Linked DNA regions of Homo sapiens: region 1 is linked to region 2. The links are chromatin loops, found by intact Hi-C in ENCODE. Cell type or tissue: PC-9. All regions are shown on one strand. Each heading gives the region's core, and the rest is flanking DNA. Links, peaks and the distances in the headings are about the cores only. Region 1 has its middle 5.4 kb from the start of MIR9900. Region 2 overlaps SLC35A5 (solute carrier family 35 member A5).

What was found. Peaks named below come from ENCODE experiments on the same cell type or tissue, not always from the same donor. Only the 100,000 strongest peaks of a DNase experiment are listed, where the experiment ranks them.
Region 1: it touches region 2 in a loop (6-fold over the local background); 11 of 110 quality-filtered maps call a loop at or near these places.

What each region holds. Positions count from the first base shown.
Region 1 is chr3:112,727,542-112,735,886 of GRCh38, forward strand. No RefSeq gene overlaps it. Among named protein-coding and RNA genes, the nearest start is that of MIR9900, 5.4 kb to the right of the region's middle. In PC-9, for the core only: CTCF peaks have their summits at 7,388 (motif pointing right) and 7,587; DNase peaks (open chromatin) are centred at 3,960 and 7,370; H3K27ac peaks cover 2,353 bases.
Region 2 is chr3:112,578,279-112,586,623 of GRCh38, forward strand. SLC35A5 (solute carrier family 35 member A5) reads left to right here. Exons shown (of 7, transcript NM_017945.5): 6 at 2,268-3,048; 7 at 4,393-7,301. The coding sequence ends at 4,458. Among named protein-coding and RNA genes, the nearest start is that of SLC35A5, 20 kb to the left of the region's middle. In PC-9, for the core only: a CTCF peak has its summit at 4,161 (motif pointing right); a DNase peak (open chromatin) is centred at 4,183.

The DNA of each region.
Region 1 (8,345 bases), core at 148-8,147, 150 kb after region 2:
CTCCCAAGACTAAACCAGGAAGAAGTTGAATCTCTGAATAGACCAATAACAGGCTCTGAAATTGTGGCAATAATCAATAGCTTACCAACCAAAAAGAGTCCAGGACCAGATGGATTCACAGCCGAATTCTACCAGAGGTACAAGGAGGAACTGGTACCATTCCTTCTGAAACTATTCCAATCAATAGAAAAAGAGGGAATCCACCCTAACTCATTTTATGAGGCCAGCATCATCCTGATACCAAAGCCGGGCAGAGACACAACCAAAAAAGAGAATTTTAGACCAATATCCTTGATGAACATTGATGCAAAAATCCTCAATAAAATACTGGCAAACCGAATCCAGCAGCACATCAAAAAGCTTATCCACCATGATCAAGTGGGCTTCATCCCTGGGATGCAAGGCTGGTTCAATATACACAAATCAATAAATGTAATCCAGCATATAAACAGAGCCAAATACAAAAACCACGTGATTATCTCAATAGATGCAGAAAAGCCCTTTGACAAAATTCAACAACCTTCATGCTAAAAACTCTCAATAAATTAGATATTGATGGGACATATCTCAAAATAATAAGAACTATCTATGACAAACCCACAGCCAATATCATACTGAATGGGCAAAAACTGGAAGCATTCCCTTTGAAAACTGGCATGAGACAGGGATGCCCTCTCTCACCACTCCTATTCAACATAGTGTTGGAAGTTCTGGCCAGGGCAATTAGGCAGGAGAAGGAACTAAAGTGTATTCAATTAGGAAAAGAGGAAGTCAAATTGTCCCTATTTGCAGATGACATGATTGTATATCTAGAAAACCCCATCGTCTCAGCCCAAAATCTCCTTAAGCTGATAAGCAACTTCAGCAAAGTCTCAGGATACAAAATCAATGTACAAAAATCACAAGCATTCTTATACACCAATAACAGACAAACAGAGAGCCAAATCATGAGTGAACTCCCATTCACAACTGCTTCAAAGAGAATAAAATACCTAGGAATCCAACTTACAAGGGATGTGAAGGACCTCTTCAAGGAGAACTACAAACCACTGCTCAATGAAATGAAAGAGGATACAAACAAATGGAAGAACATTCCATGCTCATGGGTAGGAAGAATCAACATTGTGAAAATGGCCATACTGCCCAAGGTAATTTATAGATTCAGTGCCATCCCCATGAAGCTACCAATGACTTTCTTCACATAATTGGAAAAAACTAAAGTTCATATGGAACCAAAAAAGAGCCCTCATCGCCAAGTCAATCCTAAGCCAAAAGAACAAAGCTGGAGGCATCACGCTACCTGACTTCAAACTACACTACAAGGCTACAGTAACCAAAACAGCATGGTACTGGTACCAAAACAGAGATATAGATCAATGGAACAGAACAGAGCCCTCAGAAATAATGCTGCATATCTACAACTATCTGATCTTTGACAAACCTGAGAAAAACAAGCAATGGGGAAAGGATTCCCTATTTAATAAATGGTGCTGGGAAAACTGGCTAGCCATATGTAGAAAGCTGAAACTGGATCCCTTCCTTACACCTTACACAAAAATTAATTCAAGATGGATTAAAGACTTAAACATTAGACCTAAAACCATAAAAACCCTAGAAGAAAACCTAGGCATTACCATTCAGGACATTGGCATGGGCAAGGACTTCATGTCTAAAACACAAAAAGCAATGGCAACAAAAGCCAAAATTGACAAATGGGATCTAATTAAACTAAAGAGCTTCTGCATAGCAAAAGAAACTACCATCAGAGTGAACAGGCAACCTACAAAAAGGGAGAAAATTTTCGCAACCTACTCATCTGACGAAGGGCTAATATCCAGAATCTACAATGAACACAAACAAATTTACAAGAAAAAAACAAACAACCCCATCAAAAAGTGGGCGAAGGACATGAACAGACACTTCTCAAAAGAAGACATTTATGCAGCCAAAAAACACATGAAAAAATGCTCACCATCACTGGCCATCAGAGAAATGCAAATCAAAACCACAATGAGATACCATCTCACACCAGTTAGAATGGCAATCATTAAAAAGTCAGGAAACAACAGGTGCTGGAGAGGATGTGGAGAAATAGGAACACTTTTACACTGTTGGTGGGACTGTAAACTAGTTCAACCATTGTGGAAGTCAGTGTGGCATTTCCTCAGGGATCTAGAACTAGAAATACCATTTGACCCAGCCATCCCATTACTGGGTATATACCCAAAGGACTATAAATCATGCTGCTATGAAGACACATGCACACGTATGTTTATTGTGGCACTATTCACAATAGCAAAGACTTGGAACCAACCCAAATGTCCAACAATGATAGACTGGATTAAGAAAATGTGGCACATATACACCATGGAATACTATGCAGCCATAAAAAATGATGAGTTCATGTCCTTTGTAGGGACATGGATGAAATTGGAAATCATCATTCTCAGTAAACTATCGCAAGGACAAAAAACCAAACACTGCATGTTCTCACTCATAGGTGGGAACTGAACAATGAGAACACATGGACACAGGAAGGGGAACATCACACTCTGGGGACTGTTGTGGGGTGGGGGTTGGGGGGAGGGATAGCATTAGGAGATATACCTAATGCTAAATGACGAGTTAATGGGTGCAGCACACCAGCATGGCACATGTATACATATGTAACTAACCTGCACATTGTGCACATGTACCCTAAAACTTAAAGTATAATAATAATAAAATTTAAAAAAAAAGTGAGCCCTTGAAGAGTTCACAATTAGTTAAATCCCCTTTGGTAAAAAAATTCACTTGTTCCTAAAATATGATTTGCAAAACAACAAAATCCCCACCTAGTTGTAGGCAGAGGATATTGCATTCAGAGCAGTATCTACATGAGTACCTAATCTAGGCAAAAGGCCTCAAATACAGGATCTGGCTCAGCCCCTAGGTAAGGCTCTTTAGCAGACATTTATAGTATGATCACAGTGTTTACTAATTCTATAAGAAACCATTAAAACCTCATCTCTGTTAAAAGTCTGAAGAGACTTCTAGATTGTTTCATAATCTTAGCCAAATATTTTTAATTACTTCTTTTTACTGTGCTTGTAATTTTTCTATTTGATAAACAATTTAAGTACTTTTATCTATATTATCATGCACTATTTTACATTATAAATTTTAAGTATTTAAAGAAGTTTTATAAGTTTTTAAATTCACTTTTATAAAGTTTGGTACTTTTATTAGAAACGTTTATAAAAGACTTTGAAATGGGCACAGAGATTACTTGGTGTCTATTGGTTTTCTCTTAACTACCATGAGAAATTACCACTGTAGCGGCGGGAAGATGTGATACTTTTCCTCATCCATCATAAGGGTCAAGGTGGATACTCCTATAAAAAAAGACAGGTTAGCAAAAGAAAAGCATAACACATTACTTAACCAAAGTTTAATATGATACAGGAGCCTTCAGAAATGAAGACCTAAGGGCCAAGTACAGTGGCTCATGCCTGTAATCCCAACACTTTGGGAGGCCAAGGCAAGCAGATTGCCTGAGGACAGGAGTTCGAGACCAGCCTGGCTAACATGGTGAAACCCTGTCTCTACTAAAATTACAAAAATTAGCCAGGCATGCTGGTGCATGCCTGTAATTCCAGCTATGTTGGGAGGCTGAGGTATGAGAATTGCTTGAACCTATGAGGCAGAGGTTGCAGTGAGCCAAGATCACGCCACTGCACTCCAGCCTGGGCAACAAAGTAAGGCTCTGTCTCAAAAAAAAAAAAAAAAGTAAAGAAAAGAAAAGAGAAAGAAAAAGAATGAAGAGCCAAAGACCCAGAGGAAACTGTCTATTTTTATGCTTAGGTTTGATGAAGAATGGACAGCTGTGTAGAAATGTGACTGGACAAAAGGGTGTGATCTAATGGTAATAGACTGAGGGGGAAACCCGGCAAGACCTGTCTGCTCAGATTCTTCTTGGCTTCTCTCTATAACATTCCTTTCTCCCAGGTATGGGGCAGGACCTCTCTGGAATGAGCATCTTATGAAATATTTTCAGGCAAGTTAGGTCAGAGAATTTCTTTTTTGATCAGTTCTCAAGCAGAAAAGTAGGTGAAGGTCACAATGACCTTCTTGCTTCTGAGGTCCTCCCAAGCTCTTTCATTTCTGAATATTTGGGGTAGTGTCTTCTGAGCCCCAACACCATAAACCTAGTAGATCAAAACAACACAAATTTATTATTTTATACCTTTGGAGGTGAGAAGTCTGAAATGGGTCTCGCTAAGCTAAAATCAAGGTGTTGGTAGAGCCTCTTTTCTTCCGAAGGCTGTAGAGGAAAATCCATTTTCTTGTCTCTCCAGCTTCTAGAGGTCAGTGCATTCCTTGGCTTGTGGCCTCTTCTTCTGTCTTCAAAGCCAGCAGTGTGGTATCTTCAAGTCTCTCTCTGACTATGACCTCTCCCTCTGCTCCCCTTTTCTATTTTAAAGGACACTTGTGGTTACATTGAGTCCATCTGGATAAACCAGGAGAGTTTCCTTATTTTAAAGTCATTAGATTAGCACTGAATTTCATCTACAACCTTCATTCCTCTTTTCCTTGTAACATAACATATTAATAGGTTTTGGGAATTAGGACATAGACATCTTGGGGTAGGGGGCTGGAGGGGTACTATTCTGCCTACCACAGTGTGCGTTCACTGGAATGCTCATTGTTATCTAATGGACAACCTGGGAGTTATCTGATTCTATAGAAACATTCTCCTTGCTTTGACAAGGCTGTTTACTATTTCCCAGGCCCTGGGCTGTGCATCTCACTTAATATCTAAACTAGTGATATCCCCATCTTACTAAAGAAGAAGGTGAGCCTTAGAACCAGTGAGTCACTTGTTCAAAGTCACATGGCACATCTCTTTCTATGGATCTTAGCCTCACTTGCTGGGGCACCTATAACAAGATATAGATTAACAAGAGAAAAGCATACCAATGTATTTATATATTCCATATGCAAAGGTGCCATATTTTGGGGTAGCATGTCCTGATTCCCATCACTGTTTTATCATTTTATTAGATGGAGAAACTGAGGGTGATGCAAATAATTCTTCTCTGTAGAAATACAAATGCATTTTGTCTAACTGGTATGTAATTGATTTATGCCTTGTAGGAAAGATCTTGCTTTGTCACCCAGGCTGGAGTGCAGTGGTGCAATCTCAGCTCACTGCAACCTCTGCCTCCTGGGCTCCAGTGATTCTCCTGCCTCAGCCTCCTGAGTAGCTGGGGCTACAGGTGCCCACCACCACGTCCGGCTAATTTTTGTATTTTTAGTAGAGACAGAGTTTCACCATATTGGCCAGGCTGGTCTCAAACTCCTGACCTCAAGTGATCCACCCGCTTCAGCCTCCCAAAGTGCTGGGATTACAGGCATGAGCCACCATGCCTGGCTGGAAAGATCATTTCAAATGTTACATTTTATTGTCCTATAAACATTAAATAGTTCTGCATCAATTGGTAAATTTGTTTCTGTATTGCTGAGTGCCTATATGTGTCTATTCTTCAGATTCTCTTTGAATCAGTTTTAACATCTTACTGATTCCTTCATTAATTAATGTATTAAATAAAATATTTGATATGTATTCATTTTACATTCAGATGAGAGTGATTATTTTATTTTTTAAAAATTAAATTTTGACACCCTTGAAATTACCCAATAGCCAAGAATTATCTACCTGAATTATATACAGAAGTTGATACTCTCTAAAACAGTATTTCCCCAGGTACACTCTATCTAACCCAAATTCTGTGGGTGTTAATAAATATTCCCTGAAAGAAGGGTTTCATTTTTAAATAATTTGGGGAAATTTTTTATTCAAAGAACCTCTTGCAGCACTAGTATTTTATGTACAACATTTTAGAAAATTTTATTCTAGGCCAAGTGCAGTGGCTCACACCTGTAATCCCAGCACTCTGGGAGGCCAAGGCAGGCAGATCACCTGAGGTCAGGAGTTTGAGACCAGCCTGGCCAACACGGCAAAACCCTGTCTCTACTAAAAATACAAAATTTAGCTGGGAGTGGTGGCACATGCCTGTAGTCCCAGCTACTCAGGGATGCTGAAGCAGGAGCATCACTTGAACCCAAGAGGCAGAGGTTGCAGTGAGCCGAGATAGTGCCAATGCATTCCAGCCTGGGGAACAGAGTGAGGCTGCATGTCAAGAAAAGACAAGACAAGACAAGAAAAGAAAAGAAAATCTTATTCTAGATTCTTGGATCATTGTAAACTAATCACAAACCATTAGCCAAGACCCACATACAATTATTGTGCTCATGTCAAAAAAAATCATTCTATTTCTTTGCCTTAGTTTTCCCACCTTCAAAATGCTCTTGGCTGTCTGGCTGTCTGTAACTTAAGCCTGCTTGCAACCAGTAAGGTTTTAGGTGTATAGGTGTGTCTCAGAACCAAGAGTATCTCTGATTTTTGTTTGATTTGATTTTTCTAGATATTCAAGAGATTGAGATAGGATCTAGAATATCAAATTATTGATTTATAATGGATCATCAGTGGCCCAAAAGCTCATGTTCGTCTTTCAAGATTCCACCTTCCTGGTAATAGTGGGCCTGGTGGCTGGTAGTCAAATGACTCTTTGGTGACTGTGAATCAGAGTAAAGTGAGGTATGCACTCTCTCAGATCAAGTAATAATAACAAAGTATGATAATAATCACTAACACTCTTAGATGTTTACTATTTGCCAGGTCCTGGGCTGAACACGGTGCATAAACTCATTTAATATCTAAACTAGTGATATTTCCATCTTACTAAAGAAGAAGCTGAGCCTTCTAGCCAGTGAGTCACTTGTTGAAAGTCACATGGCACAGGTTGAGCTGTGATTGAGGCCCACACAGTAGTGAGCATTATAATACCCAGGCCTATAGTCCTTTGGCTGATTGGGGCCAGATGTAGTTCAGATTTCTGAATTTTTAAGATTTGAGAGAAGTAAACAGTTCATATACTGTACATTAAAACACCCCTAGTGGGTACTCTACCTTTTAACGTTCCTACTAGGAATATGGGCAGCCTCTCATGATTAAACACATTAATTAATATATCTGTCATAAAAGATAAAAATACTCACATTAAGATAATAAAGACTATGTCCTCATATTGCAGGTAAACGTTGTTGCCAAATAGGTCTCAAAAGAGTTTCCATTTTCAAAGTTTTTTGAGTTTTAGAACTTCACATAAAGGATTCCGGACCTGCACTGTTCACTAGGTTTAGTATCTCTCCCTTCCCGGGGTAGTGCCGACAATACTGCTGATTCTTACTCTTACTTTAGGTTTGATGAGCCAAGCTTCCAGCTCCAGGTTTTCTTGAGTCAGGGTAAAATACATTTGGCCTCTAGGGGGAGCTCCAGGCCTCCAGTTTCACTCCACTTCACCACTTCCCCAGACCCCAATCTACACCCTGGAAAGCAAAGCGCTCCAACCCCAAAGAGGAGCTGTACAACTGGACATGTCAAGAAGTACTTACATTGAGCCACCATACAAAGGCTGTGGTCTCTTTTTCCCAGCATTTTCTTCTCTGGGAGTGTGTCTTCCCTCTGCACACGTGGTACAGTAGATGACCAGGAGCTGCTCCTGGCCGTGGCTCATCCCTCCCTGAGAGAGCAATGGGATGGGCAACGTCTACAGAACAGTGTCCCACAGCGCTTAAGAATATGCAGGCCGGTCCTCCCTTTCCTTGGCAGGCTTTCCTACCGCCCTTCCTTGCCATCAGTGTGGTACAATAGAAAAGTTAGAAGGGCGGTGGCTCACGCCTATAATCCCAGCACTTTGGGAGGCTGGGGCGGGCGGATCACGAGGTCAAGAGATCGGGGCCATCCTGGCCAGCATGCTCAAACCCCATCTCTACTAAAAATACAAAAATTAGCTGTGCGTGGTGGCGGGCGCCTGTGGTCCCAGGTACTCAGGAGGCTGGGGCAGGAGAGTCTCTTGAACCTGGGAGGCGTAGGTTGCAGTGAGCCGAGATCAGGCCACTGCACTCCAGCCTGGCGACAGAACGAGACTCCGTCTTTAAAAAAAAAAAAAAAACGGAATTTTTTTTTTTTTAATGACCTTCCTTAAAGGCAGCAGAGGGAGGTCTCCGTGTCCCAAGCCTCTGCACAGGGTCCCTCATTGAAACTTGGAATAAAAGTTCACCGAAGCCAATGAACATTTTCTGGTTTTCTGCTAAATGTCTGTTTTCTCACATGAGAAAAGTCGCCGTAGAGAGACTGTTCCCTAGATTCCCGGAAAAACACCGTTCCATTCCCATTTAGAAACAACTTATAAATACAGTTGTCTATGTGTGGGCTTTGTTTTGGTTGCATTTCAAACCTG
Region 2 (8,345 bases), core at 94-8,093:
AAACAGCTTCTTGTCTTTTACTCATAGTTTATCATTTATGTAATCTTTATGTAGTGACAACAGTGAGGTCACCTGGCAAAAACATGTTTAGGAACAGAGATTCTGTGGGCAAACAATTCACTTGGGAGGAGAGGCCCTCAGGAAGAGTAGCCTTCTAGCCACAGGCATTCGGCTCTGAGCATCCATTACTATGTTTTACCGAGGCAGTGGAGAGATGAGTGAAGTGAGCTTCCACTGTTTTGTATCAGTTAAACTGAAGAACAAATTGGGCCTAGCAGACTCAGTTGTCATTTCAGATTGTCAGCTGACTTTACAGGGTAATTTATTAAGCTTTATTTTCTTTCCTAAAAATCTACCATTTTTAATTTTTAGCTTAATCCTTAATAAATTTTACGTTCCTTAGAGCATTACCTTGAATGAGTAATTGTTTACAGAAGGTGTTGTTTAGCTTAAGGATTTCTTTCTTTTTTCTTAATATTAGTGAAAAATGTATAGCTCTAGAAAACTTTTAAAGGAACTATAGATTATATCATTGCCTCACTTATATGCGATTTGCAATAATTAATTATGGAATTTTTTTTGTAAAATGGACACCCATTTTTTATCTCTGTGGTCATTCTATTTGTTTTCTGCTACTTAATGTGTATCAGCTGCACCTTCAGAAATTTAAGTGGTTAGTTCACAGTTTCTCACCTGATGGCATAAGGCTGCGCTAACGCCATCAGTAAGTTCTAGATCAGGCTATTTGAAAATTACATACATATGAGAAAGCATATAATAGTGTGCACAGGTATGCTGCTATCTAGGCTAGTCTGTGCATTTAGCAGTTTCAGAGCATGAAGCTTTATATGCACACAACTTCCTATATGTGCATCCTGGAAACTTAGAATTATACTTAGGAGGTGTGATGATGCAGAAGGAAGACATACAAAACCATGGATCCGATCCCTTCTTTAGTGTTTAAGTACATGACCTTAGGGAAATCTGTTAGGTTAACTGTTTCCTCCCTTAGAGCGGAAATGCCTAAGTGTATGGTAGGTGCTCAATAAATGCTCCAATGATATAAAAATTCTCACTTCTGGTTCCCACCTATTGCTTTACACTTCTGCATTTTTTATGTTCCTCTTTTTTTCTCGGTGTTCCCCTTCTTTGCCTAACTAACTGATCTTCAAACATCAAGATTTTGTTCCCCCAAGAGGCCTCCTGACAACGCCAATGAAAGTGAGATATTCCTCTTTGTCAACATTGTACATTCTTGTTGCCTTTGCATAGAGACTCTTCCCTCTGCCTGGATATATCACCACCTCCTTTTTCACATGATAAACTTCAATTAATTTTTCATCTTCTAGCTCAAGTGTCATTTCCTCTTTGAAGCAATACCTGACTATTTACAGATTGTAGTGTTCCTCAGTTTACTCCACTTGTCCCATTAATCACTTTTCACACATACTGAAATCATTTAGTTTCATTGTTTTCTCACTGTTAAAGCATAAATTCCTTGAACATGGAGATAAGTCATCTTTATCGCCCCAGGTTGCCTGGCACGTAGTAGCTGCTTATTAAACATCTGTTGAATAGAATGAATCAGCAAAATGGAATAATAATAGTACATGTCCTTTATTTCTCACAAGTTTGTTGCTAAGGAAAATAAACAAAGGATTGTTAGGACTTTGTAAACTGAAATACTGCCCAAAATAACATTTTTCTTTGGCTTGTCAGCCAGCAGTTTGCTGTTTAATGCTCTACGATTAGGACATGGATCTAGAGCTAACCTTCTCCTTTAAATCTTTTTTGGGTTATGGACACCTTTAAAGATTTGACAAAGCTTTGCAGGATCTCCTGCATAGGGGGAAATTCATCTGTACACAACATTTCTGAAGCTCATCTACATTCTTTCTGGTTCTGGGAAACCAGGTTGAGAATCTCTGCTGTAACTTTATAGTACAATAAAAGTTACTGTGCCAGAGGTCCAGGATACCTCTAGAGGTAGAAAGGAGGCCATGTTAAACTTGTAGGTTAAAAGGAAACCTACACAGAAGGGAAATGACTTGAGCAGCCTTAGGGGATAGGTGTTATAAAAATGAATTAAAACATTAAATTTGAGAGACAGGCACCAACAGTTTTTCTCTGAACTTGAGTGGTAGGAAATGCTAGCAAAAACTGGGTCCAGTTTATTCAACCAAATACTCAAGTGTCTGAGTTTTCAGTAGAAACTATTGATATGGGGGGAAAACAGTAGTAAAATCTTTTTTTTCATCTTTGAACAGGAGGCGTCTAAACTGGATCCAGTGGGCTTCCCTCCTGACTTTATTTTTGTCTATTGTGGCCTTGACTGCCGGGACTAAAACTTTACAGCACAACTTGGCAGGACGTGGATTTCATCACGATGCCTTTTTCAGCCCTTCCAATTCCTGCCTTCTTTTCAGAAGTGAGTGTCCCAGAAAAGACAATTGTACAGCAAAGGAATGGACTTTTCCTGAAGCTAAATGGAACACCACAGCCAGAGTTTTCAGTCACATCCGTCTTGGCATGGGCCATGTTCTTATTATAGTCCAGTGTTTTATTTCTTCAATGGCTAATATCTATAATGAAAAGATACTGAAGGAAGGGAACCAGCTCACTGAAAGCATCTTCATACAGAACAGCAAACTCTATTTCTTTGGCATTCTGTTTAATGGGCTGACTCTGGGCCTTCAGAGGAGTAACCGTGATCAGATTAAGAACTGTGGATTTTTTTATGGCCACAGTGCATTTTCAGTAGCCCTTATTTTTGTAACTGCATTCCAGGGCCTTTCAGTGGCTTTCATTCTGAAGTTCCTGGATAACATGTTCCATGTCTTGATGGCCCAGGTTACCACTGTCATTATCACAACAGTGTCTGTCCTGGTCTTTGACTTCAGGCCCTCCCTGGAATTTTTCTTGGAAGCCCCATCAGTCCTTCTCTCTATATTTATTTATAATGCCAGCAAGCCTCAAGTTCCGGAATACGCACCTAGGCAAGAAAGGATCCGAGATCTAAGTGGCAATCTTTGGGAGCGTTCCAGTGGGGTAAGTTTGTGAGGGTGTTCCTTTTTGCTTGTTCTTCCCAAATTTAAAGCATAGTTAATTCAAGGAAAAAAATAAAATCAGTACTGATTTGTCAAAGAATGTATTGGATCTCTGACTTTTAAAACCGAATCAACAAACATTCCTTTTACTCCTGATGTTTGCAAGGGCTCATAATCAATGCTGTCAGGTGTAGAGAAAAAGTATAAGTCAATCTCAAGGACCTTATGTGTTACTTCATAGAATACTATAGAATTATACACCTGGAAGATACCTCACAGGTTGTCTTGTCCTGTCTGCATAGTTTTACAAGAAACAGGCAAAATGGTTTACAGATAATAAATGAAAGAACTGGTACACCTATGTCTGACTCCAAGTCCCTTTCTCTTTCTTTTCCACCATAGTTAGGGAAAATAAGCTCATTTGTGAGAGAAGTTGGCCTTTCGTATTAGTAAGTCCTGTTGAATAGAAAGCCTGGCTCCTCAGTCCTCCCTGTGGTTATTCATAAGCCAGTATGCCAGAAGGGCAGGGTTTGTTTATTTCACTAGAAAGGTAGTTTTCAAGAGGATCCTTGCAAGGCGAGTAGGAGGAAAATATTTTCTAGAAAAATGCTTATGCAATTATTCCGAATATCTCCCAGTTGCTTGCAATTGTTTTGGAAGGCTCTGTCAATCATTTTATTGGCAAGTTAATGATCTCTTTGAAGATTCAATTAAGGAGTTAAATATACGTTTAAATAAGTGAAATAGACATCTAGCTTTAGATTTACAATTTTCTTGAGCACACAAAATATGAAATATTTTATACAGTGAACATTTCACTCTTTGGGAAAAATAATCTATTGCTTAATAACATTCATAGCAGAGCTTCCCTGGGTGTAATGCCTCTGTCATGATTCAACAGATTCTAAAGATGAAAAAATTAGGATCTTGAGTTTCGGATACCCTGCTCTTAGCCAGAGTGTATATCCAGAAGTCTTGTATTCTTTTCCAACAGCCGATAATGCCATTTGCTCTAATTTTTAAGCAAAAGAAAATCTATATAGGTAACAAGGCCTATGAAGACCTATTTCTGTAACCTTTAATCATTTTTCTGCAAGACCAGCAGGTGGTGCTCCTCACTTTGCTCATGTTAGCTTTGAAATTTTGAGTACTGAGTACACTTCACTTTTTTATCCTCTCATACTTCTATAGTTAACTTTCCAAGAACATAAGTATTTATTTAATTTGACCAGATTATATCTATAGCTTAATGAGGTAAGACCAGTGATTTGTTAGTAAGGTTTTCCCTTTAAAAATGCTACATTTCCAGTTTTGTTCTAATTACTGCTTTCATGTTTCCTTTTAGGATGGAGAAGAACTAGAAAGACTTACCAAACCCAAGAGTGATGAGTCAGATGAAGATACTTTCTAACTGGTACCCACATAGTTTGCAGCTCTCTTGAACCTTATTTTCACATTTTCAGTGTTTGTAATATTTATCTTTTCACTTTGATAAACCAGAAATGTTTCTAAATCCTAATATTCTTTGCATATATCTAGCTACTCCCTAAATGGTTCCATCCAAGGCTTAGAGTACCCAAAGGCTAAGAAATTCTAAAGAACTGATACAGGAGTAACAATATGAAGAATTCATTAATATCTCAGTACTTGATAAATCAGAAAGTTATATGTGCAGATTATTTTCCTTGGCCTTCAAGCTTCCAAAAAACTTGTAATAATCATGTTAGCTATAGCTTGTATATACACATAGAGATCAATTTGCCAAATATTCACAATCATGTAGTTCTAGTTTACATGCCAAAGTCTTCCCTTTTTAACATTATAAAAGCTAGGTTGTCTCTTGAATTTTGAGGCCCTAGAGATAGTCATTTTGCAAGTAAAGAGCAACGGGACCCTTTCTAAAAACGTTGGTTGAAGGACCTAAATACCTGGCCATACCATAGATTTGGGATGATGTAGTCTGTGCTAAATATTTTGCTGAAGAAGCAGTTTCTCAGACACAACATCTCAGAATTTTAATTTTTAGAAATTCATGGGAAATTGGATTTTTGTAATAATCTTTTGATGTTTTAAACATTGGTTCCCTAGTCACCATAGTTACCACTTGTATTTTAAGTCATTTAAACAAGCCACGGTGGGGCTTTTTTCTCCTCAGTTTGAGGAGAAAAATCTTGATGTCATTACTCCTGAATTATTACATTTTGGAGAATAAGAGGGCATTTTATTTTATTAGTTACTAATTCAAGCTGTGACTATTGTATATCTTTCCAAGAGTTGAAATGCTGGCTTCAGAATCATACCAGATTGTCAGTGAAGCTGATGCCTAGGAACTTTTAAAGGGATCCTTTCAAAAGGATCACTTAGCAAACACATGTTGACTTTTAACTGATGTATGAATATTAATACTCTAAAAATAGAAAGACCAGTAATATATAAGTCACTTTACAGTGCTACTTCACACTTAAAAGTGCATGGTATTTTTCATGGTATTTTGCATGCAGCCAGTTAACTCTCGTAGATAGAGAAGTCAGGTGATAGATGATATTAAAAATTAGCAAACAAAAGTGACTTGCTCAGGGTCATGCAGCTGGGTGATGATAGAAGAGTGGGCTTTAACTGGCAGGCCTGTATGTTTACAGACTACCATACTGTAAATATGAGCTTTATGGTGTCATTCTCAGAAACTTACACATTTCTGCTCTCCTTTCTCCTAAGTTTCATGCAGATGAATATAAGGTAATATACTATTATATAATTCATTTGTGATATCCACAATAATATGACTGGCAAGAATTGGTGGAAATTTGTAATTAAAATAATTATTAAACCTATGTCTTGTGTTGCCACTCTGTCATTTAGGGTGGGATGTAGAGTACTTTTAATCTTAAAAAATAGAGTGAGACAAAAACCTACACAACTTTTAAAACTTTCTCTTTAAGTAGATCTTTACTTCTAACAATAACAAAGGCATTTTCATCAGTTATGTGAAATACGAAGATTATATCTATTATGGCGATTTATTTTAAAGGTAAGGGAAATGAGGTACAGCAGGACCTTTCTAGGAAATGTGGCATACAAAACATTTTTATCTCATAAAACATAAAAATTACAAAAATATTCTTACAAAGGTATCACATACAGAATACATTAAATAGCAGATTTCAGTAGTGCATGGAGATTGATTTTCTTATTTACGATTACTTTTTTTCCTCACCTTCCTCTTTGGAAAGCATTTTTTGCACAAAGTTAAGTTTACTTATGTTAACTTGCCACTTAATGAGAGAGGAAGAGAAAGAGTGAGAGCACAAGATCATGTGCTGGAACTAAAAATGTTCTATTCAACCCAGCAATCCCTCTACTGGGTACCTACCCAAAGGAAAATAAATCGTTTTATCAAAAAGACACTTGCAGTGGTATGTTTATCACAGCAGTATTCACAGTAACAAAATCATGGACTCAACCTAAGTGTCCATCAGTGGTGCCTGGAATAAGAAAATGTGGTACATATACACCATGGAATACTTTGCAGCCATAAAAAATAATGAAACCATGTGCTTTAAAGCCACATGGATGCAGCTGGAAGCCATTATCCTAACTGAAATAATTCAGAAACAGAAAATCAAATACCACATGTTCTCACTTATAAGTGGGAGCTAAACAGTGGGTACATGTGGACACAGGATTCCAAAGTGAGAAGGGTGGTGTATTAGTCCATTCTCATGCTGCTACAAAGAAATACCCGAGACTGGGTAATCTATAAAGAAAAGGGGTTTAAATGACTCGCAGTTCTGCATGGCTGGGGAGGAGGCCTCAGGAAACTCACAAGCATGGCTGAAGGCGAAACAGAAGCAAGCACCTTCTTCACAAGGCAGCAGGAGAGAGAGTGCCAACAGGGGAAATGGCAGATGCTTATAAAACCATCAGATCTCATGAGAACTTACTATCATGAGAACAGCATGGGGGAAACTGCCCCCATGATTCAATTACCCCCACCTGGTTCCTTCCTCAACACCTGGGGATTATGGGGATTACAATTCAAGATGAGATTTGGGCGGGGACAGAAAGCCTAATCATATCAGATGGGAAGGACATGAGGGTTGACAAAATATGTATTGGGTACAATGTTCACTGTTTGAGTGATGGGTCCACTAGAAGCCCAAACTTCACCATTATGCAATGTACCATATATACGCAATGTAACAAACCTGTACATGTACCCCTTCAATCTGAAATAAAAGTTGTTTTTTTTTTTAAGATGCGAAGTTCTGATATGTATCCACTGGAGGTCTTATGGGCACCACTGGTTTAAGAAGGTCAGAAGTCTGGAAACCATATCCTACATGCCCCTGAAATGAGGATAGTATAACCTGGAGAGGAGCAATTGTCATGTGAAAAAGGAAGTAGACATTTTTCTGCTCTGGAGAATCAAACTACAGTAAGATTTATATGGTAGTGATTATTATTTTATTATAATGAGGACTTTGCCAAAATAGGTTACTTTTCAACAGTTAAAAGAACCTTCCTGAAGAGTAATAGAGAATAGTAGTAAATTATCACTGAAGTTTTTAGGAAGAGATTGTGTCATCAGGATGTTTTAGAAGAGATTCCTTCATGAGTGTAGAAGTTGGACTGATTTCTAAAGTCCCTTTCTATTTTTAGATTCTCTTCTGCACAGTTATGACCTACACATAATGCACTGAATCTGTTCCCTTGATAGTTTCTGCATAGGCTTTGGTTGTGCCACAAGTGTGGCCTGCAGTGAATGACCTGGTCTAACTCTGTCATTGGTCCTAGGACTGAACTGTCCAGGAATATGCCTAATCCTGAGGGAAAGCATCAATATGGCTGTTGGTTATAGAGAGAAAGATGGCTTAGACTCAAGATCTCAAATCCTTGTCCAGCTGCATCTTGCTGCCGTGGGTTTTCAAGATCCACATACAGAGGGGATAACTTGACAAATTACTCTATAACTCTAAGGCTTTTTTTGCTTCTGAAGTCCCATGTGGAAGCCTTGTCACTTGTAAGCTGGACTAGACTGGGTAGATCTGCAGAGAATCTTTTTGCTTTTCTTTATAGACCCAATAGGCTCGATTAAATAGGCCATATCCTCCTTGGCTCCTTTTTCCTTTACCTATATTCTGATTTTTCCCATGAACATCTACCTTTCCTGTGGGGAGAAGAGGCAGAGGAAGTCAAGCTCAATGAAGTGTGATATTTTTTTCTCTAAAACCTAGAGCAGAGTTTCTTAAACTTCCTTTTAACGGAAAAACAAATGTCATAAATGTCAGCATGGACTTT